Regions from separate parts of the Mus musculus genome. Here region 1 is linked to region 2. Evidence: chromatin contacts called from ENCODE Hi-C data. All regions are on one chromosome and are shown on one strand. Each heading gives the region's core, a stretch centred on a gene start or an enhancer-like site at or near the end of the contact. The rest is flanking DNA. Distances are from core to core; before and after follow the strand shown. Region 1 holds the start of Rab11fip2 (RAB11 family interacting protein 2 (class I)). Region 2 holds the start of Fam160b1 (family with sequence similarity 160, member B1).

Region 1 (4,907 bases), core at 1,066-3,565, 2.6 Mb before region 2:
TATGAGCCAATCATATTCTTGGCTTAGCCGACATGCTTTTATATTCTGAATGTAGTGATGCAATAAAAAGGAATCACTCTAGGAAATTGCTTCTTTTTTATAATGCAATTCTAGACTTTCTTTGGCTCTTATGGTTTGTGTGTTCATTTGGTTCCCATGAGCAAAAAGATGCTATTTTCTTATTCAGACTTAAAACTATTATGTCACGAATTCCTATCTTGCTACTCAGCAATATTAAACAATTTTGGCTCTAGCTAAGTTTTGAAAAAACTCAAATGTAGGTGTGATAAAAGAGAGGACAATATCAATTGTCAGTGCTTGAATTTAGAGCATTTTCTGCATTGTGTTGGAGCCTGTTATTGCGTTGCTGTGGACTGCTGTAGCCAACTTCCACCCTAGAAATGGCTGCATTTCAACAATGAGGGGAATGATACTTGTAAACAAGTTTATAACCATTAATAAAGCTTAGCAAACACTGTAAGTGCTTTAAAAACACAATCCATTATTATAATTGCCTATTGTTTAATTACAACCTCTAATAGAAATGTGAAACCTTTGAAATGCAGTTTATAAAACTAGGCTTAAATTGGATGTCAAAACACTTATTTTGTTTCTCTACAAGTTTCAGGTGTCATATTATTTCTCTCTAGAGATGCTGGTGAAATTCCACCACTGACTGCTCCAATGTACTCTTTACAAATCCCTGAAAATATTTTTTCTTTAGAGTTGACAACTGCCCGCTCTGGGATCCAGATGCTATGTGCACAGTGAGATGATTTTGTTCTGCTTTGCACACATGGCCTTTTCAAACACTGTCTCCCCGGGATGGAAACTCAGCTCTCCCCGGGATGGAAACTCAGCTTGTATAACAGAAGTTCTAAAACTTGCCCGATAATAATAAACCCAATACCTTACAGTTTATGACCATTTTAAGTTGGATAAAGCACATTCCTATCTATCATATTTATTCTCAAAATTAGTCCCATAAAGGGAGAAAAGCATTTAGTCAGTCAACAGATTGGTTAGCATGTCTGTTTAATGCTTAGTTCTCTAAAGTCCTTCAGGGATGTCTAATCTTTTGACATTGCTTGGAGAGCTGTTGTCTGTCTGCAAAGTTCTCCCTGAAGAAAAGCACAATGCAGTTAAATACTCTCATAGCATTTAAGGTTGGGTTTGGCCTCATTCATAGCTATTGTTGGCCGCAGGTTGGATGTGCTGCCAGGAAGTGCAGTCCAAAGAGCTTCAGAATTTTCCTAGGCAGACATGGACAGAAATAAAGTCAACAGAGGTAGTATGCATCTCCTGAGACTGAAAAGCAGAGACAGTACTCCTGTCCTCTCTGGCCATGAAGTTGGGGTTTGGATTCCTGGAGGACTTGACAGTGAGCGCTCAGGGAATGCTTTTGACTTGGACGCCATACACACAACTTAGAAAGGGGGAAAAAAGACTAAATAGTTCCGTAGAATTATGGTGGCAGGCATGGGGGCCTGGTCTTCTGACGCCATCCCAAAGCGTCTATGATCTTTATTAAGCAAGGGAATCTTTATTAAGCAAGAGAATCTTTATTAAGCTTTGGAATCTATCTGCATCCTTTGCTTTTGGTCTGTGCTCAGGAGGAGGTCCCTTTAGTCAGTTGAAGGTTTCCTCTTCAAGACGATGGAGAACGGTTGGACGAAGTCTGAACTGTCACTCAAGAAGAACTACCACCATTAAAGGACACCAGCGCCCAGCTAGGACTGAACACACAGCTGGAACAGATTTCTGCCTTCCAAGATGGAAACCGGTTCTCTCCCAATAGCGGGCGGTGTATAGGGCCCAGTGCCGCCTCCCAGAACCCCTTGTCGGCCTCTGCGGGCTCACAGTTCCCCAGCCCGCTGCAACCGACAGGTTGGAACCTCAGCACCCACCGTCCAGCGCGCGCATCCCAGCCTCCGCGTCCCGCACCGCGCGCCCCGTCGTCAAGGCAACCAGGGAGGCGCTGACCCCCAACCCCGCCCGGCCCCGCCCCTCGCGCAGCCCCACTCAACATGGAGACGGCCAACCCGGAAGTGGCGCGGCCGCCGCGCGCCGGGCGCTAGGAGCCGCGGGTTGCTGGCCAGGCCTCACCCGGTGACACCGCCCGGCCTCGGTTTGCCACCCGCGCTCCGCGTCCCTCCGACACCGGTCCAGGTCGGCCGCTTCCGCCCCGCTCGCCCAGGCCTGCGCCACTCTTGGGGGGGAGGAGCCGAGGCGAGGCCGCGCGGGCGGGCGGAGGGAGCCAGGCCCCACGGCCGTCGACGGTTCGTATCAGCCGGGTCGGAGGAGGAGCCGGGCCGCGCGGGGCGGAGGCCGGGCCCTAGGGGCGCAGGTTTCAGGATAGCGGCGAAGCGGGGCGCGGGGCTGCGCGCGGAGGCCCGGAAGGCGCGGAGGTGATGTGGGCCCCTGTGCTTCTACGGAAGAAAGGGACCCCAGCAGCGGCGGCGGCCTCCCTACCGGTCCTCCTGACAGCAGCCCTTAGGGACCTCGCGGCAGCCCTGACTGCCCAGCTCACTGAAGTGCTCTTAAGGATGCAGTGATCAGGGTACGGGGCTCTCCCCGCGGGAGGGGCTCTGCCTGCGCTTCTGAACTCTGCGCAGAGAAAACAAAACAACAACAACAAAAAACAAAACCGAAAAACAAAACAAAACAAAAAACCCAGAATGATGCTGTCTGAGCAAGCCCAAAAGTGGTTTCCAACCCACGTGCAGGTCACAGTGCTCCAAGCTAAAGATCTGAAGCCAAAAGGCAAAAGTGGTACCAATGACACATACACCATAATTCAGTTGGGCAAAGAGAAGTATTCTACATCTGTAGCAGAGAAAACCCTGGAGCCGGTCTGGAAGGAGGAGGCCTCCTTTGAGCTGCCTGGGTTGCTCATGCAGGGTAGTCCGGAGAAATACATTCTTTTTCTTATAGTGATGCACAGGTCCCTGGTGGGACTGGATAAGTTTTTAGGGCAGGTGGCAATCAATCTCAATGACATCTTTGAGGACAAACAAAGAAGGAAAACAGAGTAAGTTATATAATTTATTTTGAATTTTGGGTACTTAAAGATATATGGATTTACTGTTCTTGAACATAGTATATTTGAGGCATTGGTCTTTGGGATTGAAATAGGATCCAGTATTAAGCACTTCTCTTTGCATGACTTTGAAGGGAAATAGCCTTTACTCTGATTTTTTTTTTAATGGAGTGATTAGTAAACCATTTTTTTTTCTCATTTCTGTGTGAGGTTAAGAGCTCTTAGTGGAATATTTTGCACTGGGTTTTAATACTTTTTATAAGAGGCCTAGAGCATGAACTAGAAAACCAGAAAATTAAATATATGCGTACCATTAGGTCTATGTTTGTTGAGCACTGTTAAAAAAATAAATTACTAGTAAAGGGTGTCAAAAGATAAGTTACTAGGTTTAGAACTCTTTATTTCAGCATTGGAAACAGTTGGCCTTATTTTTGCTCCACCAGTTTTCAGGGTCAGTACTTCTTGATAGGGTAGAAAGTTGTTAAAAGAACAAAAGTTTTGGAAGTCTGCACAGACATCTTCAGTCTTGAGCCCACTGACATTTTCCCTTTGAATTTACAGTATAGTGGAGCTATTGTTTACTGAAGAATTAGTTCAGCAAAGCTGTTGTGTAAGATCAGAGACAGTGATTACAGTCTTGTGATGCAGTGATTTAATGACTTCTTCGATGAAAACATGGCTTTTGAAATTGAACTTTCTAGCCTAAGTTAGATATACTTAATTTAAGAAATCAAAATTCAAATCAACACTAGGATGTTATGTGCTAAGTTGAAACAAGTAGCATCTTTGGAAAGGTAGGTCTGCTGTCCTGCTTTTAGCTTACATGCTTGTACACGCTTACCTTACACGCAGAGCTTGTAATGGGCCTGAAGGCTCATTGAGATGGCTGGAGTTTGTGAAAAGAGGGCTGAGGGAACTCATCAGAGGACTGCACTTTTCCCAAGTAGCTTAAAAAAAAAAAAGAACAAAACCCAGTCCTGATGCATGTTCATCTACCTACCCTTTAGAGCACTATTTTTGCAATGATAACTTTAAGCTCACATTAATTTCTTACAAGTATAGTGATCTTTTATCTGTCTTTATTTCCTTTGTAAAACCTGCCAGCAAACTTCATTTAATAAGAATTGTTTTTGTTTTGAATAAAGTCTTTACCTAAGATTTAGTGTATGTAAGAAAAAATACTAGAAATGCAAGAAGAAAAAAAATAGGTAAATATTCAATGAGGATGGGGGGAGGAGAAGAAGTTTAAGTTGTATATTTAATGATTTTTAAATTTCCTGATACTTAATAGCATGTTATTTCTTCTGAGGGATTCTTCATCAGATTTAAAATGAAAAAATGAATAATAACCAAATAATTTGTCCCAAATTGTCACTATGAAATGATCTAGTGTATACCCTTTAAAGTGTTTTGACTGTGAGGTTTTGAGCATCTACAGTTTCAAAATTTTTTGCCGTGCTTTAAAAAGTGCTTTTAATATTAATGGTAATATACTGCAGACCACTCGAACGTAAATTCCCAAATTTAAGTAGGCCCAAGTGTAGATCCAAAGATGCTGAGAACGAAGTAGCCCTTTAAAAATTTCTTGTTTTATTTCCGCCTTTGGCAGCTTTGCAGTTACAATAAACTAGACCATGAACAATACTCTAACAGTGTAGTCTGTCTATAAAATCAAGGACAGCTTTTGGAAGGGAGATGCTTTGAAATGCTATCAACAGGGTTTGCGATGTTACTGCACACAAAGAGATTTTCATGTTATTAAACCCTTATTGTTTTGTGCGGGTGACTAAATGGGAACTGTGTATTTGATGAGGTATCTTTATTGGTAATATTTCTAGATTTTTAATATATTTAATAGCTTCCTTTT
Region 2 (4,371 bases), core at 599-3,098:
CTGGGTGAACATAGTGAGCTCCTCCCTCCTCACGGCAGGATGGGGAAACTGGATACTACAGAGCCAGAGGCTCACGCAGGTAATTTGATAGATGCTAATGATACACGTAATTATAAAAAAAAGAGTACCAAAACAGAAAACACAGGCCTTGGGACCAAACTGAGTCTATAAACCAAAAATCCTAGCCAGGCTTAGAGACATGCCTAGAATTTAAGTACTCCAGAGGCTAAGGTAGAAGTTCGAGGCCAGTCTGAGCAGAGCTCAATGAGTTCAAGGCCACCTTGGGGCACTGGGCAATTCTCTATCTCAAAAATAAATAAATAAATAAATAAATAAATAAAATAAAATCCAGTGGGAGTGTTTTTATCTAGAACACGGCAGGCCCCAGGGTTTCATCCATATAATTTATTCATAGTTATCTTTTAGTTATCATTATATCAAGCAATGTTGAACTTTAAAAGTTTGATGACTCTTTATAGTCTGAAGTATAATACAAAATATCAATATAAGTGTTGTTAAAAGTTTTAAAAATTATTTTACCAATGCTGTTGCACACTGACTCCATATTAAGCAAGAAAAGTAGAATTGGCATCTTAGAGTGCAGTTCTCTACCCCATGTGTCAACACTGCTCCTCAGGCAACCCCATTTCTTTCTTGTTTGATGTGCCACCAAGCGAAACCCAAATTCCACGAAGTATGTAAAAAGCAATTGTGTTAAAATTTTGTCTCCATATCTGAAACTCACAACTCTAATTTTCTTAGCTGACCCTAAAAACCACCGTGGTATTTTGTCATCTTTTTACTTTTCTTTAGAAAGTCATGTGAATTTGAAAGTGCTACTATTAGGCCATTCTCAATATGCAAAGAAAATGCCATTAAAAAAAAAAAAACACAGTAACTTTCTTCACATAGGATGATACTCAGTCCAAAATTAGCTAGTAAAATAAAGCAAAGGGTCGCGTTTAGCACCGACAAGAAAAGCATTCTCTTCCTAGGTTTTTGGGTGCTGTACGTTTGGCGGTTTGAGTTCTGTCCCCCCGGTGCTGTTTAGGACCAGGCTCACAGTACAGCGGTTGCAGGCTGCGCCAAGAGCCTCCAGGAAGCGCATTACAGACAAGAAAAGGGAAACAGATGGTGTGAGCTGGGCGATCGCGGACCCGCAAACTCCCGCAGATCGATCACCGAGGTCCGGCCGAGGTGGGCCGCTGGGCCCGAGCTGGCAGAGCCGGTACCGGTGTGGACCGGGCCCCAGGGTCCCCGCCGCTCCTCTCTCACCCGTACCAAAGCAAAAGCAAGCCCTGCCCACCAGCACCGCCGTTCTTTTGTCTTGCGCGGCGCTGGCCACGTAGCCCCGGAGGTTAACGGCCAGGAGGCCTCGGGAGCCGCCCGGTCCCCGGCTGGAGAGCAGAGGCCCCGGGGGTGCCCAGGCCTCGCCGCAGCCTCCCTCCCCGCGCCTCGCAGCCCCCCGCACCCCAATCGGACTCACCGCCTCCACGGCATGCTGCAGGATGGACGTAAGCTTGGAGAACATCCTGTCCCGGGACTGCAGCAGCTTCTCCCGGGACGACCTGGAGAGCTCCTCGATGCGCCGCCGCCGCCCCTGCTGCGGCTGCCCGGGCCGCTCCAGAGTGAAGGCCGGTGCGGGCGGGCCCGGGCGGGGAGCGGAGGGCGGAGGCCGGGCGGGAGGCGCGGCGGCTCTGATCGGAGGACGCGGGGCCGCGGCGGGCGGCTCCGAGGTCGTTCGGCTGCAATCGGGGCACCGCGGAGCTCAGCGGCGGCGACGCGGACACGGTGGCAGGAGCTCGGGCTCTTCCGGCTGCCGTGCCCGCCGCGGCCTGCAGGGGACGCTGATGCGGCCCGGGGAAGCCCAGGTCTCCGCTGCCGGCGTCGCTGGACGCGGGGCGGGGCGCGCAGAGGCCAGGGCGGGGAGGGCGGGGCCAGCAGGGAGGGCGGGGCCGACTTGAGGGCGGGGCCGATGGGGAGAGCAGGGCGGGCGGGGTCGGCGGGGCGCTGAAAGGCTGAGGCCAGGAGGGAGGGCGGGCCTGGCGTGGCGCACCCGGCGGTGCTGGCACTCGTCTCTCGGTGACCAGAGAGCAGTGTGAGGATTTGGCAGCGACGTGTTGACGCTGCGCTTGCGTACCATACGTAGGGCAAGACTGGAAGGCCGCTGGGAAAATACCAGCATCCCGAACGCAAAAAACGGACAGCGGGTCCACGTGCTAGGGATTCGACCGCATCCAATGCAGGTGGGAAGATCCCGCTAGACTAAAATAGCTTATCCTTATCAAAACCCGGAAATGCCAAATGGACACGTGGGATGAGGGTTCGGTTAAATAACGCAGGATGGTGGCCTACAAGGTTTCAGTGTGTTTCTGGAAAAGGAAATAATATTCAGGATGCCTAACACCGATGAGTGAAGCCTCAAGTTAATGAGCCCTGGGCTGGAGGCTTCCTAAAACACTATGCAAATGTGTATTAAACAAGGCGTAGAGGAAACACTGACCATTTTAAGATGGTTGATGCAACTTCTGAAAATCTGAAGAACTTTGTTTCAAGCTGGTATTAGCATTTCACGAAAAGGATCGGGGAGTTCTGCATTAGGGTGAAGTAGATTTCTCATTAACATGGATGAAAAATACCTATTGATAGTATAATTCGTTGAGCAGAGGGCAGAAGAGGGCGCCGCAACTCTGAGCAGGGTTGAGAAGCCTGTTTGGATCCAGCTCTGCCATTCTGGGCCGTGAGGTTACCAATGTAGCAGTGAAGAAAGCCGGGGATCACAGGCTCTCCTCCTTGTTATAACATTAGTAACAACACAAGAGGAGAGGAAACCAAGAGAGAAGGTAAGGGGAGACTCGAGTCTTTCTCATGCTTTGGTTGTTTGCTTCTGCTATGCTCAAAAGCAGGTAAGCATAGCCTTGCTTTCTGTAAACTAAAACGCTGGCAACATCCTCTGTTATTTGTTGGACATTGAGCTGTGTTCCTTGCCACGTTCAAGGTCCTTGTTCCTGCTCCATCCTAGAGCACACAATGTTTGTTGTTATTATTCATACTACTTATGAGGTTTGGTCAGTTTATCAACCATAATAATTTTCCTGGCTAATTACATGGCAGTTTGTATTTTCACAATGTCCTGCAGCCACAACTTGTGTAGGGAGTGATGTTTAGGCGGGCTACAAGTTGTGTGTGATGGATATTTAACTTTGCATACTTATTATAAGCACAATAAAATATATGTTTGGCTATGGGTTAATATCAATACTCAATGATTTATCTGCCTGGTCCCTAATTTCTAAGACGCACAAGTTAGCTAGAACTGTAACTGAGCCAGTAGGTAGATTTCCTACTCCCGTTCCGAATGCTGGGAGAGGCACTAATGTAAAGCCAGTAGGTAGATTTCCTACTCCCGTTCCGAATGCTGGAGGAGGCACTAATGTATAGCCAGTAGATAGATTTCCTACTCCCGTTCCGAATGCTGGAGGAGGCACTAATGTATAGCCTGCCTAGTGCTTGGATGCAGTTGTTGATGCAGTTGGACTCACCTCAACCACTGCTTTGAGGAAACCCAAGAGGAGGCTCCCTTTACCCTTGAAAACACCCTAGGTGCCTGAAGTACCTCAATTGGAACCTCCTGTATTTATTCTATTAAGCCCATAATAAATTTAGTTCTTTATAAAAACGGGACTGGAGTATTGTTTTGTGGCTAAGAACGTTTGCCGCTCTTCCAAGGTACCAAGTTCAGTTCCCGGCACCTGTGCCCGGTGGCTCACAACCTCCTGCAACTCCAGTTGGTTCCAGAGGGACCAACACCCTCGTCTGACTTTTGTGGGCATGTGCACACGTGTGAACTTGGAAGAAGCGTACACACATCCAAACACAGGGAGACTGGAGAACTGACACCCAAGTGGGCAGGAGCCAAGAAAAACGGGAACGGCTAGATGATACATATTTTCAGCGTTTGACGGTTTCTGGTGCAGTAGAAGGATGTGGGGGGAAAAAAATGTAGCACCGTTCCCCTCACAAGGCCTGATGAACTGAGAGTAAACGAATTCTGCCTCTATAAACCCCAAGAACACATTGGTCAGGAGAAGAGATGGCAGCAGAGCTAGAAGGGCAGCTGAGGGGTTAATGTGATGCACCAGTGAAGAAAGGCAGGGATGAAAAAAAGGTATCAATTCCAAGAACTTGTCCCGAGTTAGAGACCGAAAGCGTGGTTTGAAACGTTCCTTGTGGACTGCTGTTTGAGCACTTGGTTCCACCTGGTGGCGCTGTTCGGGGACGTTGTAGAACCTTTAGGAGCTGGAGGCTTGCTGGAGAAGAGCATGCTGGGAGCCTGGCTTGGAGGGCTATTGTTTGGCCCCACTTCCGGTT

Evidence for each region. A loop is a pair of places that touch in the nucleus more often than their neighbours do.
Region 1: a loop to region 2 is called in a map of left cerebral cortex, with 9 times the contacts of the local background. The contact joins the promoter of Rab11fip2 here to the promoter of Fam160b1 in region 2. A Hi-C loop is called at or near these places in 2 of 37 maps with a recorded cell type or tissue (left cerebral cortex and regulatory T cell).

The regions. Positions count from the first base shown.
Region 1 is chr19:59,940,772-59,945,678 of GRCm38, reverse strand. Rab11fip2 (RAB11 family interacting protein 2 (class I)) reads left to right here and starts at 2,315. Exons shown (of 6, transcript NM_001033172.3): 1 at 2,315-3,031. The coding sequence starts at 2,679.
Region 2 is chr19:57,358,486-57,362,856 of GRCm38, reverse strand. Fam160b1 (family with sequence similarity 160, member B1) reads right to left here and starts at 1,848. Exons shown (of 17, transcript NM_145505.4): 1 at 1,487-1,848. The coding sequence starts at 1,531. It overlaps B230217O12Rik (RIKEN cDNA B230217O12 gene), which reads left to right and starts at 1,958. Exons shown (of 3, transcript NR_040316.1): 1 at 1,958-2,843.